Regions from separate parts of the Homo sapiens genome. Here region 2 is linked to region 1. A link is a loop called in an ENCODE intact Hi-C map of the cell type or tissue named here. Cell type or tissue: adrenal gland. All regions are shown on one strand.

Evidence for each region. Peaks named below come from ENCODE experiments on the same cell type or tissue, not always from the same donor. Only the 100,000 strongest peaks of a DNase experiment are listed, where the experiment ranks them.
Region 2: it touches region 1 in a loop (2.1-fold over the local background); 19 of 110 quality-filtered maps call a loop at or near these places.

What each region holds. Positions count from the first base shown.
Region 1 is chr20:32,333,819-32,341,818 of GRCh38, forward strand. It overlaps KIF3B (kinesin family member 3B), which reads left to right. Exons shown (of 9, transcript NM_004798.4): 9 at 1-1,193. Among named protein-coding and RNA genes, the nearest start is that of ASXL1, 21 kb to the right of the region's middle. RefSeq lists an enhancer at 459-518. In adrenal gland, a CTCF peak has its summit at 3,278 (motif pointing right); no DNase peak of the experiment used is centred here; H3K27ac peaks cover 1,021 bases.
Region 2 is chr20:32,452,930-32,460,929 of GRCh38, forward strand. It overlaps NOL4L (nucleolar protein 4 like), which reads right to left. Exons shown (of 11, transcript NM_001256798.2): 6 at 3,189-3,466; 7 at 647-832; 8 at 375-566; 9 at 1-77. Among named protein-coding and RNA genes, the nearest start is that of ASXL1, 99 kb to the left of the region's middle. RefSeq lists enhancers at 3,657-4,572, 4,573-5,488, 5,489-6,404 and silencers at 3,966-4,235, 4,246-4,295, 4,726-4,875. In adrenal gland, a CTCF peak has its summit at 4,206 (motif pointing left); DNase peaks (open chromatin) are centred at 1,153, 1,788, 4,312, 4,892 and 2 weaker places; H3K4me3 peaks cover 1,206 bases; H3K27ac peaks cover 2,134 bases.

The sequences.
Region 1 (8,000 bases):
GTGGTCTGTGGAAAGAAAAGAAGACTCATTTGGAAATGAAGCTGTCCCTTTCCAAGCAGTCTCTGGTGCTTTTCTTCTCTCAAAATGGATCCGATAAATATTTGAATAGAGCAGATTGTAGAATGTCGTGCTGTCACCAGAAAGCTGCTGTTTTGGGTTCTGCATTGAGCCAAATATGTAGAGGACCTACCAAGCCCACTGAGGGACTAGGTTTTCATGTCTCTAGTCATACCTAGAATGTTCTGAGCCGTCTGAGGGCCTTCATGCCGGCAGCAGCTAGCAAAGCCAGAAAGCAAGTCTAACAGGATCTAAGATGACCATCAGGAGAAGGAGTTTGAGACTGTGTATGCAACCCCCAATAGACCCCCTTTTACTCTGATCTGGAGAATGTATCTGGCTTCATATTTTCAAGTCACATGTCTCTCAGACCCCTGGATTCAGAACCCAAGGCCACAAATCATAGGCATGAAGCACTTTCTTAAGACTGACCTAACGCTGGATTATTTCCCGTCCAATGCCTGCATGCTGCTTGAATTGCTCCACCCACACCTCCATGACCAAGGGCGCCAGAGTGCTGCAACTGGGGCGTGGGCCGCTCTCTGCTTTTCCTGTCTGACTCTGACAAGTCCTCCCTCACTGAATGTAGAATCGTTGCCAAGTTTCTGAGAAGTGTCGATTCCCTGTTAACATGGATATCAGTTCTGCCTCACATTTCCCACTTGAGGTTGAGGCGTACTGGAGACAACACCTCAGACCATCTGAACCCCATCAGTGGACGAAAATGGGGCTGTTAATATACTCTAAAAGCCATACTAAAAATGCTCTGAGGGAACTGGCTAAGAATAGTGGGCCTGGTGATTGTCTATCACGCAAGGCTTTGTTTTGTACTGTTCAGAAATCTGTCACCTTTCTGCCTGCCCTTGTTTCCTGAATGAAATGCTTCTGGGGTTATTTATGAAAGGAGTGATCCTGGGGCAGGCAGGAGGCAGTGGGCTTCATGGCTCCTTGAAGTTATTACTGATCTTGACCTTCTCTTTGGCTACCTTTAGACAAAGAATACGCCAATCAATACTTGGGGCTCTAAGTTTTACAATTGATATTTATTTGTATCATCTCTTTGTCTAGGAATGTAAAAGTGATTCTAAACTAAGATGTGTAATAAAAATCAATCAGATTTATTGTACCTACAAAAAGGTGTCCTCATAAATGACTAAGGCTTTTGAAAATGACATGCCTGTGGCTGACACACTGCCATTTTCAATAAACATTTTAACTGGGTGGGAGTGGGAAAATGAAGATTGAGTTGGGATGCTGGCATTATTTAATATAGCAACAAGGGGCAGGGTGCAGTGGCTCATGCCTGTAATCCCAGCACTTTGGGAGGCTGAGCCGGGTGGATCACTTCAGGTCAGGAGTTGGAGACGAGCCTGGCCAACATGGTGAAACCCTGTCTGTACTAAAAATACAAAATTGAGTCGGGCGTGGTGGTGCGCACCTGTCATCCCAGCTACTCGGGAGACTGAGGCAGGAGAATCGCTTGAGGCCGAGATTGCAGTAGGCCAAGATTGCACAACTGCACTTCAGCCTGGGCAACGGAGCGAGACTCCGCCTCAAAAATAAATAAGTAAATAAAAATAAATAAATAATGTAGCAACAAGGAAAAGGACACAAAATGAAGAATGATAGAGTGACAAATAAGTGTTTTTCATGTTTTTCCGTGGAGGTTCCTGAGACTGGCCTGGGCAACGGCATGAAATTTCTTTTAACTTTTGTGTTTTGTTTTAAAAATTCTTTTAAATTTACTATTATACATCATACTTTAAAATATATGTGCCTTTTTTTTTTTTTGAGACAGGGCATCATTCTGTTGCCCAGGCTGGAATGCAGTGGCGTGATCACGGTTCTCTGCAGCCTCAGCCTCACAGGCTAGTGATCTTCCCACCTCAGCCAAGACTACAGGTGTGCACCACTATACCTGGCTAATTTTTTATTTTTTGTAGAAATGGGGTCTCTCTATGTTGCCCAGGCTGATCTGTGCCTTTTTTAACACTAAAGTATTTTATGTTGTTTACCATCAGGAAAAGAAGATACAAAAAATGGGCCACACATTGTCTTTTGGATTTCCATGCTCGTAGGCCTGCTGGAGTGACCCTGGGGGGTTGTGCCCCTTAGTTGAGAAGTGGGACTGGGTGGAAGGAGCACAGACCCTGGATTCCAAGCTGGGTTTGAATTCTAGTATTGCCACCACTTACTAGCCATATGACTAGGAGGAATTTAATTGACCTCTCTGAACTTTGGGGCCTTTGTCTGTAAAGTGGAGTGATTATCCCCACTTTGAAGGGCCATTTTGAGGATCAGCGATACATTTAAAGCAGCAAGTACAGTATGGGATAGAGCAAACGTGAAAAAAATGTGGTTATTGCTGTGATAAGGCACTGTGTTTAGAAGACACCATGAACACTTTGTGTCCCGAGAAACTAGAAGTCAGTATTGGACATACCATCTTTAGAAAATCCTAAAGAAAAGCTGTTAACTGTTTAGTAATGTGTATTGAGTACCTACTATGTGTCAAGCTGTTCTAGGCACTAGATATATAGACGTAACACCAGGAACCTGCCTACATGGAACTTGCACTTTAATGGGGATGGAGGATGGGTAAATGTTAAATTAACCAAATGCACACAAATATATGATTATGAATTGTGTCAAATGTCATGAAGTTATAATAGGTTTTTGTTTTTATTTTTGTTTTGAGACGAGCTCTCGCTCTGTCACCCAGGCTGAAGTACAGTGAGTGGCGTGATCATAGCTCACTGTAGCCTCGACCTCCTGGGCTCAAACGATCCTCCTGCCTCAGTCCCCCAAGTAACGGACCAAGGTGCGAACCACCATGGCTGACTAATTTTTTAAAATTTTTTATAGAGATAGGATTTTGTCATTTTGCCCAGGATGGTCTTGAACTTATGGGCTCAAGTGATGCTCCTGCCTCAGCTTCCCAAAGTGCTGGAATTATATGTGTGAGCCACCCTGTGTGGCCAATATAATAGAATATTATAAAAGGAGAGTGGAGACCTAATTTAGATGGGGTGGGTAAAGTAGGAAAGGGCTCTTTGAAGAAATGACAGTTACAGTGAGATCTAGAGGACAGGAGTTAGCTGGGCAAGGAGGAGGGAAGGGCATTTGTGAAGGGATGGGGGAACAGTGTTTGCGAGGGTTTTGCAGAACAAACTCAAATTTCACAAGAAGGTATCTGCAGTCCCTTTTTACCCTCACTAGAGGGTAGCATGGAGAACTGTAGAAAAGATTACAGTCTAGGACTTTAAAGATAGCAACAAAAAATGTAAAGAGCACAAAGGGGACAGTGGCCTGTGCGACTCGGGCAAACGTTTCATAATTGTGTTTCTTCATAAGACGCTTTCAAACTATGTGTAATGTCTGTTTACTCCCCACCCTTCCAAAAAGAGTTAAGAAACAGCTTGGCTTAGCCTCAGTAATTACTAGTTTAGAATAGTTCAGAATCCATTACCCAGAAAGCAAGAATTCAAAGTAGGATTTGAAGAACTGTGAGTGTGTTCTTGAAAATGACAGAATTTGCTGGGCACGGTGGCTCACGCCTGTAATCCCAGCACTTTGGGAGGCTGAGGTGGGCAGATCACCTGAGGTCAGGAGTTTGAGACCAGCCTGACCAACATGGAGAATCCCCGTCTCTACTGAAAATACAAAATTAGCCAGGCGTGGTGGAACATCCCTGTAATCCCAGCTACTCAGGAGGCTGAGGGAGGAGAATCGCTTGAACTCAGGAGGCAGAGGTTGTGGTGAGCCGAGATCGCTCCATTGCACTCCAGCCTGGGCAACAAGAGTGAAACTCCATCCATCCATCTTAAAAAAAAAAAAAGAAAAGAAAATGACAGAATTCTTGGTTGGGCCAGAGGCTAATTCATCAGGGGAAATACAGGACAGACGGGGCACCTGGCAACTTGGAAATTCCTACCAACTCAGCTTTGTTTTTATCTTTTGGATTTTTAAAATTTTAATCAACAAACTACTGAATTTTGGAAACTGTATTTTGAACTTCAGACTGATAATTTAAGTCTTGGGGGCTGTGATTTTGGCAGGCCCTCTTATATTAGAGTTACCATCTGATTGAAGCTTACCCTGAGATTCTGGTCTCCAAGGACCATGTGGTGGTCACATCTGCCAACTGGGTCGTTGGTGGCATTTGTCAAGGACGTAACTAGCTCTTGCAGCTGCTCCTGTTTCAACCTCCATTTCTTTCACTAGTCTTGTGGTTAACCGGTCCCTGGGTGCTTCAGTTAGGCGTGCCAACTGGGGACTTGCTGTTGGGCTGGAGGAATGGGCAGAGGGAGCGATGGCTCACCGCATCTCTGGGGACGGTGTAGCCCACAGGCACTTGTTGAGTGCCCTCTATGCACCAGGCCTTGCCCTGCACTGGAGATAGGGAGGGGAGTAGATGTACCATGGCCCTTCTGAGGAGAGGGGAGACAGAAACACAAGGATGGCAATTCAGAGCACTTGCTGCATAGGAGGCCTGGCTCCTCTCCTCACACAGCCCTCCTAGTCCTCTGAGGCCGGAGCTACACAGGCCTCCATTTGGTTCCTGGGTTATGCCATGTGCTTTCCTGCCTGGCACCTTCACACCTTCACACATGCCATATGCCTTCTGCCTGAAACATTTTCTCCTCATTCTTTGCTCGGCTAACTCCTTCTCATCCATCAGGAACCAGTTGAATGTCACCTCCTCAGAGAAGCCTTCCCCAGCCCTTCGTTGTGGTTTTCCCCATCTCCGCCTCCCAGGTTCAAGCAATTGTCCTGCCTCAGCCTCCCGAGTAGCTGGGACTATAGGCTGGTGCCACCATGCCCAGCTAATTTTTTATATTTTTAGTAGAGATGGGGTTTCACCCGTGTTAACCAGGATGGTCTCGATCTCCTGACCTCATGATCTGCCTGCCTCAGCCTCCCAAATTACAGGTGTGAGCCACCGCGTCCAGCCACAAAAAAAATTCTTTAATTCGTCAGGCATAGTGACATGAACCTGTAGTCCCAGCTACTCAGAAGGTTGAGGTTGGAGGCTCACTTGAGCCTAGGAGGTCAAGGGTGCAGTGAGTTACGATTGCATCACTGCACTCCAGCCTGGGTGACAGAGGAAGGAAGGACAAGCATGCCAGACAAAGGGGACAACATGAATAAATGCAAGGAGAGTTCCTGGTGACTGCGGAATCTGATGGGCCTGGAGTGATGGAATGGGGATGGAGAACGGGGCTGGGAGGGTCTCGACTCCATGGCTCAAGTTAGAGGGAGAGCCCTTGGAGGCTTTTGTGTGTTTTGGAGACCAGGGGAGTGAAGCGCAGCCTATTTACACTCGAGTATTTTCCCCTTAAGCCAGCCTGGCATGCTATTATTTCTTTTTGAGATAACAGAAAGCAATTTCACTAAGTGCCTGCTTTAAGTTTGCCTGCTGTTCACACAGCTTTCTGGGCTTAGTTGGCAAATTGCATTCTGCCAGGAGCTTTCCCTGGCACAGCTCACTACCCAAGGAATTCTAAGGAGCACTTGAGCTTGACTCCAAGGTCTTAGTTCCCTAGGAATGGGGCCTAGTCTTTTTTCAGGGCAGTGGGCTGGAAGGTGGCCCCTATTCTGCATTTGGCAGCAGAGAAATTAAACTTCTGCCATTGGTTTGGGGATTTGTTTTTCTGTTCAGTCAACAAAAGATTAAATAACCTATGCTGTTCAAGACTCTATGTCATGGGCTACAGCAGCCATGAACCCTGCCCTTCCAGAACTCTCAGTCTGGAGGAAATTCTGGCCATTCACAAATAAGTAAATTTAAGGTGAGCAGTGGCACAGATACAGCACAAAGGAGGCGTCACAGATTTCCATAAGGGGCTTTGTTAATGCAGTGATCACCCTCTGCTAGATTATTCCAGGGACAGTGAGGAGCCAGGACTTTGGCATCAGATTCATTTATTCATTCTTTGAGCATCTACTAAGTACTGGGCATTCTTCTAGATCCTAGGGATACAGAAGGCAGCTCCTGTCCTAGGGAATGTCACATCCTAATAGTGGAGGCAGATGGTTGTCAAAGGACAAACAGGCTGTGTCTAATGGTGGTCAGAGTGCTCTGAAGTAAAACCAGGCAGGTCAGAAAGTAAAGAGCTGGGGTGTGGCTGAGCTGGATTGGGAGGGCAGGGAAAGCATCTCTGGAGTGATGAGATGTACATTTGAGCAGAGCCCTGAGTGAAATTAGGGAGCAAGCTGTGTGTCTGGTACCTGGAGGCAGAATATTCTAGGAAATAAGAGTCAGAGTGTGGCTGGGCATGGTGGTTCACACCTGAAATCCCAGCACTTTGAGAGGCTGAGGCAGGCAGATCACCTGAGGTCAGGAGTTCGAGACCAGCCTGGCCAACATGGTGAAATCCTGTCTCTACTAAAAATACAACAATTAGCCAGGCATGGTGACATGCGCCTGTAATCGCAGCTACTCAGGAGGCTGAGGCAGGAGAATTATTTGAACCTAGGAGGTGGAGGTTGCAGTGAGCTGAGATTGCGCCATTGCACTCCAGCCTGGGCAACAGAGTAAGACTCAGTCTCAAAAAAAAAAAAAAAAGAGTGCAAAGGAGGTGGGAGTGCATTTAGAGACAGGAAGGGGACAAGTGTGCTTAGTGGGCAGTAGGTTAGGAAGGTGGGCAGAGGCAAGTCGTAAGTGAATTTTATTTTTGAGCCATTGGACACTTCTGAGCAAAAGAGGGAAATGATCTGACAGGAATGCTCTCAAAGGATCCCTCTGGCTGCTTGGTGGAGACAAACTGTAGGTAGCAGAAGGGGAAGTGAGGAGACTGCTTGGAGTGGCAGGGGGTTTGGGGACACGGGGATGGGGTGAGGAAGGTGCAGTGGGCCGGCAAAGGTAATGCAGATGAGAGAGGGCAGCTTGGACCAGGCAGTGGGGACAGAGAAGTAGGAACGTGCCTTAGATTTATTTTGTCTGCTGATAATCAGAGATGAGAGGGGAGATAAAAAGAAGCAACAATAGTTCCAAGGTTTTTGATCTGAAACTTATTGAAATTCAACCTATGCCACTTGTCGCCCAGGCTGGAGTGCAGTGGCATAATCTTGGCTCACTGCAACCTCTGCCTCCTGAGTTCAAGCGATTCTCCTGCCTCAACCTCCTGAGTAGCTAGAATTACAGGCATGCGCCACCACGCCCGGCTAATTTTTGTATTTTTAGTAGAGACGGGGTTTCACCATGTTGGTCAAGCTGGTCTTGAACTCCTGACCTTGTGATCCACCCACCTCAGCCTCCCAAAGTGCTAGGATTACAGGCATGAGCCACCACGCCCAGCCTGTTTTTTCCCTTTTTAAAAAACAAAAATACAACAAAACCCACACAACTTTATTGAGATTTACAGTCATGCATTGCTTAACAATGGGGAGACCATCTGAGAAATGCATCATTAGGTGATTTCATCACTGTGTGATCACTATGAAGTGTATGTGCACAAGCTTACTGGTATAGCCTACCACACAATTAGGCTATATAGTATAGCCTATTGCTCCTAGGCTACAAAGCTGTAAAGCATGTTACTGCACTGAATACTGTAGGCAATTGTAACACAATGGTAAGTGTTTGTGTGGCTAAACATTTCTAAACAGAAAAGGTACAGTAAAAATATGTTATTATAATCTTATGGGACCACCATGGTATATGCAGTCTGTCATTAACCAAAATGTCCTTATGTGGTGTGTGGCTGTAATTCACTTAACATACAATTCACCCATTTAGTATACAATCCAATGCTTTTTTAGTGTATTCGCAGTTGTGCAACCATCACCATCATTAATTTTAGTTGATTTTTTATTTTTATTTTTTGAGATGGAGTCTCACTCTGTCACCCAGACTGGAGTGCAGTGACATGATCTCGGCTCACTGCAACCTCCGCCTCCCAGGTTCAAGCGATTCTCTGGCCTCAGCCTCCAGAGTAGCT
Region 2 (8,000 bases), 120 kb after region 1:
CTTGTCTCGCTCTCACAGGCAGCTGCCAGGATGTTTTCTGCCATGGCCGAGGTCAGATGGGGTGGCGTGGGTCTGGTCTGCAGGCAGAACGGGGATGGAGCTAGCATGGGGCCCGTGGGGGCCCTGGGCTTGTGCAGAGACCCTGCCCCAGGGGTGGGTGGCACAGGGTGGGGTTTGGGCTCCAGCGCCTCAGTCTATGGAGCTGTGTGATCTTTCTGGGCCTTAGTTCCCTCATTTGCAAACCAGGGATTATGGTACTTGCTTCCAGGGCTCCTGGGAAGACCCTGGGTGAAGGGGCCCGGGCATCCTGGGAGTGTGGCAGGAGGTCAGTAGTGGCACCGAGGGAAAGTGTGGGCCAGGCAGGGGGGACTCACCATCTCCATGCCGTTCTTCTTCATGCGACGGCAGGACTTGAGGTACGTGCGGATGCGCTTGCGGGCCCGCTCCTGGAACTCAGGGAACTGCCGGCTGCAGGACTCGATGATGGCCTGGATCTTCTCCTTGGGCTGCTTGGAGATGGGCACCATGCGGTCCAGGTTCTCGTCCACAAAGAGACGCACAAACATCTGTGGAGACACGGGCCATGGGAAGGGCTGGCCCTGGCCTTGCCCCCATCCCACCCCACCTGTTTCCGGCCGGTGCTCACGTTGAAGGCCTTAAGACGCTCAGGGTCCATGCCTTCAGAGTCGTTCATCTTGTCATTGTCCTCATGGTCATCGTGGTCATCGTCGTCATCATCTGCCGTCGGGGCCCGGCCCACTGTCAGGTCCTCAGGGCAGCCGCTGACCTCGGTCTTGATGGAATCGTAGCTCCCAGAGCTGTAGGGGGGGGACTAAAAGGAGGGCAAGAGGCAGAGGGTTGGGCCAAGCAGCTGCTCAAGCCCTTGCTGGGTCTCCTACAGGCGGTGAGCTTGGGGACCAGGGTGGCACGCATGCCCTGCTGCCACGAGAGCCATAGCTGCGAGGCCCTGAGCAAGTCACTCCCCTCTTCTGCTCCCTTCATCTGTGCAATGGGGACAGCAATGCTACCACCTCCCTCCCTGGGCTGCCGCAGGGAGGACCGACTGCAATAGTGTATGCAGAGACCTGGTTCCCGGGGCTGCTGAGCGCTTAGGAGGGTGTCAGCTGTTTCCTCAGCAGAGGCCAACACCAGGACCTGCCACGTGTACAGGGGAAAGGCAGACATGGAAAGGACTCCCACCACCCGCCAGCCTCCTCTCGTGCCAAGATATATTTTGGCTTCGGGGTTTTCCTCCCTGATCCCCAAGGGGCTGCAACCCCAAGTTGACAACCGAGCTGTCACCAAAGCAACGAGCATGCTGTCTGTCGGGAGGAGGAACAGATGCGCTGGGCGAGGTAGCCAGCCAGGGCGACAGGTCCGTTCAGCAGGATGCGTTCCCGCAGCTCCTGAGCTGGACTTCTCCTGTCTGCCCCCCACCCAGGACAGCACAGTGGCCCCTTGAGAATATGCGGGTAGAAAGGGAGAGGGAACCGGATCCGGCCTCCCCCAGCAGTCTCCTGTCCTCCAGTAGAGAAGGGCTCCAGCCCTCTGCTCCCACCACGAGTTTCTCCCTGGCCAAGCCCCTCAACCATCTCTCCTTAGGAGCAGCTCCCTCTTTTCCCCCATGCCCCTCCATCTTCTCATCCTTCATGGCTCAGCTCCCACACCACCTGTCTCCTGCCCCTGCCTCGGGGCACCGCTCTGGGACGGCTGAGGACCACTGTTGCCTTTCGGAAAGTTTGTGCCTTCGATGTGTCCTAAGTACTCGTTCAGATCGTGACTGACAGTAGCCTGGGGACACTGTCCCTGCCCTCAAGGAGGTTGGCATCTAGCAGGTAAGGCAGGCTCAGGGAACAGGTGGCGGTATGGTCAGACCCTGTGATGTGGCAGCATGGCCATGGCACAGCCCGGAAGGGAACAGCACTCACTGAGGAGCAAATCCAGGAAGAAGGGCATTGCCTGGCACCTGGTCCCACAGCACGGCCCCCGCCAGGCCTCTCTCCCTGGGACCAGGCCCGCAGGGGTTGGTGCCCTAGGGTCACTGGCCTGGTGCCTGTCTCTTCGTCCACATACAGACTTGGATAGGGGCAGGATGCCGAGGGCCCCCGCTGGCTACCATAACTGGCCGTGTGGCCCCAGGCAAGCCACATTCCCACGCCACTCCTCAGCCAAACCCTGAGCCAGGGCCAGGGCAGACAGATGGAGAAAAAACTAAGATAGGAGCTGCTGGTGGCGTTCCTGCTCTCATCTCACTTCCCTGGGCCCCCCATGTACCCTGTGGCCACAGTGGCAATGGCTGCTGAACACAACTCACCCCCTTCATGGAACAGCAGCTATGCCTGTCCCTTGGACCCAGGCAAAGCCTGCTCTGGCCAGAACCTGCTCCCAGCCACCTGTGCTAGACACATAGCAACAACTCAGCACTGAGCCCATGGTACAGAATGTCCCCACGAGACATTCCAAATGAGGCAGGCAGTAGCACCTACTCCACTCTCTCTGCAGAAGAGAAAACAGGCCCAGAGAGGGAGAAGAGCCTGTCCAGAGGTGTAAGCTCCAGGAAGGCACCTCTGGCCCCCGGGCCCAGGTTGGAGAAGAGGCACTACTACAGGAAACCTTAGTGGCCCGGAGGCAGCTTGTGGAAGTGTGGGGGAGGCCCCAGGAAGCAGGGGGGATGCCCACTGGTAGGGGTACGTACTGTGCCCACCCTTACCACCGTCCATCAGCCTAGTCAAAGGAGGAGTTCCACTGCCCACATCCCTGGGCCCTCGCCCTTTTTTCGCACGACCTATAAAATGGGGACAGGCACGCAGACAAACCAGGCAGTGGGAGGCCTCGTACCTGGCTGTGCCGAAAGTGGCCACTTGCTGTTATCCCCAGCAGATGCTGTTCTGGGGGAGGGGGATGGGTTGTGGGGATGCATATCCACCTACCACCTCTACCAAGGCAGGGGCCGTCAGCTCCACTTCACAGGCTCGGAGAAGGGGGCCTGGCTTGGGGGCACACTCCAAGCCATCTCCCATTCCAGAGCTTCACCAGGAACCGAACACATACCAGCCACAGCCACCACCCTGGCTCGGTGTCACACACATGGGCTGGCTCCAGCTAAGCTCTGGGCGTATACAATTTCATTCTCGCCTCGCGACAGCCCTTTACAGAAAGAAATGGACTCAGCCCCCAGCCCCACACACCTCGGGGGTGGTCTTCACCCCGTATTTGACGCGGCTCCGCAGCCCGTCGGCACCGCAGCCATCCGAGGGGTAGGAGGCTGTGCCAAGTGCCGTGGCCGGCGGGAGCTTGTCACACAGGTTGATGGGCTGATCCTCGGCGGCCGTGGTGAAGTCCATGGGGGCCACGGCGCCGTTGCCATTCATCTCGGGGAAGGCAGGGTCGCCCTGCGTGCTGCTCGACGTGGATGGGTTCAGGGTGGAGGAGCCATTGCCGCTGCCACTCTCAGAGGAGGAGTCATCTGGAATGAGAGGCCTGGGTGTGAGGCCCCACCCAAGGCACTGTGGCCACTGCAGCCACCTCGGAGTATCCCACCCTGTGTCCTCCTCATGAGTGTCCCTGGGTTGGGGTGAGTGCTGCTACCCCACCTCAGAGGCAATTTGCCCCAGCCCACAGCCTCAGCTGAGGCAGCCACAGGGTCCCCTCTGCCAGAACAGAGGGGCCATCAGGAGGGGTGTGGCCAGGCAGGGCTGTGCAGGGCATGGAGGGTCTTCCTGCACCCCAAACTCGCAAGCGTTATGTCCAGGCTTAAGGGAGACCGAGCTCCAAGGGTTTGGGAGTGAGTGGCCTGTCAGAGGGCCCTGGAGGCCCTCGAAGCCCGGCCAGGCTCTCCCTTCTCCCCAGCTCCCAGGACCGCACCTCCCACCCACCCTGCTCCTGCTGCCGGGCACTGCCTTGCAGCTTCGAGCTCTCAGAGCCCCTGCCCACGGTGGGCCCTCAAATGTCTCCTTCCTCTGCCGGAAGCAGGAAGGATGGCTCTACTGTGACCTCCAGCCATTCACTCCCTCCTGTAAGCAAGCCCAGCCCTGGCAGCCTAGGCACAGGCACGGTGGCCCCCGAATCTGCGCTCCGTGCAGGCCCCACGGCCTGGGACGTGCAAAGCCGGGGCTGCAAGGTCTGGGGTCTGCACGCGGCCCCCGAGTGGGCCTGCCCGGCGTCTCAGGGTGGGCAGCCCCGGCAAAGCACTGCGAGGGCGCCCCCTGCCGCAAAGAGCGCGGCACCGCCAGCCTGCGGGCGCGGGGGAGGAAACTTTAACCAGGGGACCAGACAGTTCCAGATACATTCCAGGCCTCTCTGCCCACCCAGCCCCAGCCCCAGCCCCGGCCTCCTGCTTGCTCAGCTGAGACGGCAGAGGCTGAAGCTGCACGGGAACTCCCGGGGTCACTGTCAGGTGAGCACCCGCGAGGGTCCCGGGGAGGTACGGGTGACCCTGGCGGCTCCACACCTGCACCCAGAGTGGGTGGGGGAGGGGTGGTCACAGCGGGCCCTGCCGCCCCTTCCCCCAGGCCAGGGTCACGCCGGACCCCACCCCCACCCTCCCAGCCGGCAGATTATGAAGATTTAGTCCCCGGTGCTGGGCACTGGGCACGCGCACCTCCAGAGCGTCCCCATGGCGACCGAGCGGCTCTAGCGCCCCAACCAATTGCTGGCCTCCCGGCTGCCCGGGGGCGGGTCCAGGCTGCCCATCATGCAGCCAGGCCGGGCAGAGGGGGATGGGAGGCCACGGCGGCGCAGTGCACCCCTCCCCCTCGGCTGCAGCAGGTCCCCTGGGCCAGGCGTCCTGTCCTCCTTCGGGCAGCCTAGCTCCACCACTCCCTCCATCCTCCCGCAGGGCAGCTCCGGGCTCTGCTCAAAGCCCGCCCATAGCTGCCCCTCACTGGCTGCATCCTCGGAGTCCCGGCCCGCGCTGGCTGTCCCCGGGACCCCACAGCCTACTCGCGCCCAGTCTGGAGCCAACACATTCCCCAGCATTTTTACTGAGCACCTACTGAGTGCTGGCCTGGAAACAAAGTAATGACTGCAACCAAGGTGCCAGACCTCCTGGGGGACAGATGTGCCTTACTCAGCCTCGTGGGTAACAGGGAAGGTGAATTGTGAGAATGGGGGTGCCCACTTTCCTCCACCCGGGAACCAGACCAGCTCCTCATGCAGCTCCCACTGGCTGCTCTCCAGCGCCCAGGCCACCCACATCCCACCTGTGAGAGCCAGGCCTAATCCTCACTCCCCTGTCCCATGCTTTCCTGTAGCTGAGTAAGAGTCCGGCCCACAGCCACTGGCACTCTCAGTCCTGTGACCTCTGCAGTCCCCCAGCCCAGCCTCACTATCCTGTGCTGGAGCTCTGCAATCTGCCTGCCATGACACCTCCAGCTGAGCAGATGGCAGCCAGCCTTCAAGGTCTGGTTCCACACTGCCACTTCAGGCTGGCACTTTTCTCCACTGTCCCTAGGAAGGAGGCACTCACGCCTCCAACCCCAGCTTGCTGCCCGGCCCTGCCAGGGATCCTCATGCTCCCTTCCCCTGGCCCAGGGTCATCGTGAGGGCCATCTGCCCCACCAGGACAGACCCTGTCACCAGAGAAGCCCCTGCACCTGAGGTCCAGGAGCCTCCACGGGGGACAGGGATGACACCCATACTGGCTGGTTACCCACGCTCCCATGAGCTGCAGGGGGCCCATCCTTCACCCACCTTGCAGGTGCGACTTCACATACCGACACCACCCTCACAGGCCACTTGCTTGACCTTGGAGGGCCTTAGATTCCTCCTCTGGAATGAGGGGCTGCTCCTCAGTGGGCATCGTGCCTGGCACACAGTGAGCAAGTGGTCACTGCCTTCATCACAGGCACCAGGCCCAAGGCTGGCTGCAGTGCCACACCCTACATAGGCCCAGAAGTGACATCCCATCATCCCACCACCCACCTCCCAATCAGGTTTTCCCGAGAAGATGGACTTGCCCTCCGCCACTGTGAGCTCCAGAGACACGCTGCTCAGGGTGCTCCTGGAGCCTCTACCAGGTCAGATGCCCGGCACGGGGGCCCAGACTCTCCAGCTACCAAGACCTTTGCCTCGGGGCTGTGCCCCCGGCTGCCTGGCTGGGGATCGACAGGCACTAGTGCCGGGGCAGAACCTCCCCTAACTGCACTCAGATGCCACCCTGGTCTGGCCAGGGAAGTGGTTGGGCGGGTAAGACCCGTAAGGCACCAGGTGCTAGGACCTCGTATGGCCAAGTGTTCCAAGCTGTTAGAAGAAACTGGAAATCTGCACCATTATGTAAACAGATTTTAAAATATTGGCGACTCAGTTACATGGTTTACTTTTTTTTTTTTTTTTTAGGGTCTTGCTCTGTTGCCCAGGCTAGAGTACAGCGGTGCCATTAGGGCTCACTGCAACTGCTGCCTCCTGGGCTGAAGCGATCTCCCCAGCAGCGCACACCACGACGCTTGGCTAATTTTTTTTTTTTTTTTTTTTGAGATGGAGTTTCACTCTTCCTGCCCAGGCTGGAGTGCAATGGGGCGATCTTGGCTTACTGCAACCTCCACCTCCCAGGTTCAAGCGATTCTCCTGCCTCAGCCTCCCAAGTTGCTGGGATTACAGGCGCCCGCCACCATATTCAGCTAATTTTGTGTATTTTTAGTGGAGACACGGTTTCACTATGTTGGCCAGGCTGGTCTCGAATTCATGACCTCAGGCGATCCGCCCGCCTCAGCCTCCCAAAGTGCTGGGATTACAGGCATGGGCCACCGTGCCCAGCCTCGGCTAATTTTTAAAGTTTTCTTTTTTTGTAGAGAACAGGTCTCGCTATATTGCCCAGGCTGGTCTCAAACTCCCAAGGCTCAAACCATCCTCCCACTTTGGCCTCTCAAAGTGCTGGGATGACAGACGTGAGCCACTGCGCCCAACCCATTATTTATATTTTTAAAAACTTCGACAAGTAAATGGGTACACAAATGTGGTCTATTCATACGATGGAATAGTATCCAGCCATGAAAATGAATGAAGTTTGGATAAGCGCTGCAATGTGGATGATAAAAACACGAGGCTGTGGGAAACAGGCCAGACGGACAAGGATACTCAGTGATTCCACTTCTACGCAGCATCTGGAACAGGCAAATTCACAGAGACAGAAGGTACAGTGAGGCTCCACGGGCTGGGAATGGGCAGTTAGTACTTAAAGGGTGCAGAGTTTCTGTTGGGGGATGAACAAGCTGTGGAAATAACAGTGCTTCTGGAGTGTACACTTAAAAATGGCAAATTTTATGTCACACATTTTACCACACACACAGAACCCAGACCAAAAACAGCCCCTTTGCCCTAGTTTATAGGCTCTATCTGCCATTATCTCATTTTCTCATGCCGCACACACAGAGCCTACTCAGAGGGACAACATGGATCGCGAAAGCCTGCCTTCCCCAGTGACACCAAGGTCTCGCCTACCCCCAGCTCCGCTCAGGCAGCCCCGGCATGCCAGCCCCCACCCCACACAGCTGCCCCCGCGCCACATGCTCTGGGGGCTGCCTGCAACCTGAGGCCCATGTTTTGCCGACTGGGGAGGCCACAGGTTTGAGCCGCGGAGTGGCTGGAAGAGGCTACTCCACCTTCTGGAGCCTCCGTTTCCTTTCAGAGTGGGTCCCACAGCCGTAAAACACGGTTCTAAGGTGAGGATGGTGCCCGAGATGGGGCAGGAGCTCAAAAGGAAACCCCAATTCCCTGCACCCCACATTTTCTCACATCATAACTCACCCACTGCCGACGCACGAGGCTCCCAGACTGCAACGGGGGCTTCTGGGGATCCCGGAGCCCAGCCTGTGACAGTCTGAGGTGGGCCCAGTGAGAGGGCCACTGTGGGGATGGGGGCAACTGCCACCCTCGGAGCTCATGCTCCAGCAGCGACAAATCAAACCTGAGGGCTCCAGAGGAGACGGGGCTCTGAAGGGGTGTCACCAGCTTTCTGGCCCCTGAGCCATGGTGTCTCCCCTACTCTCGGCGACTCCTGCTCG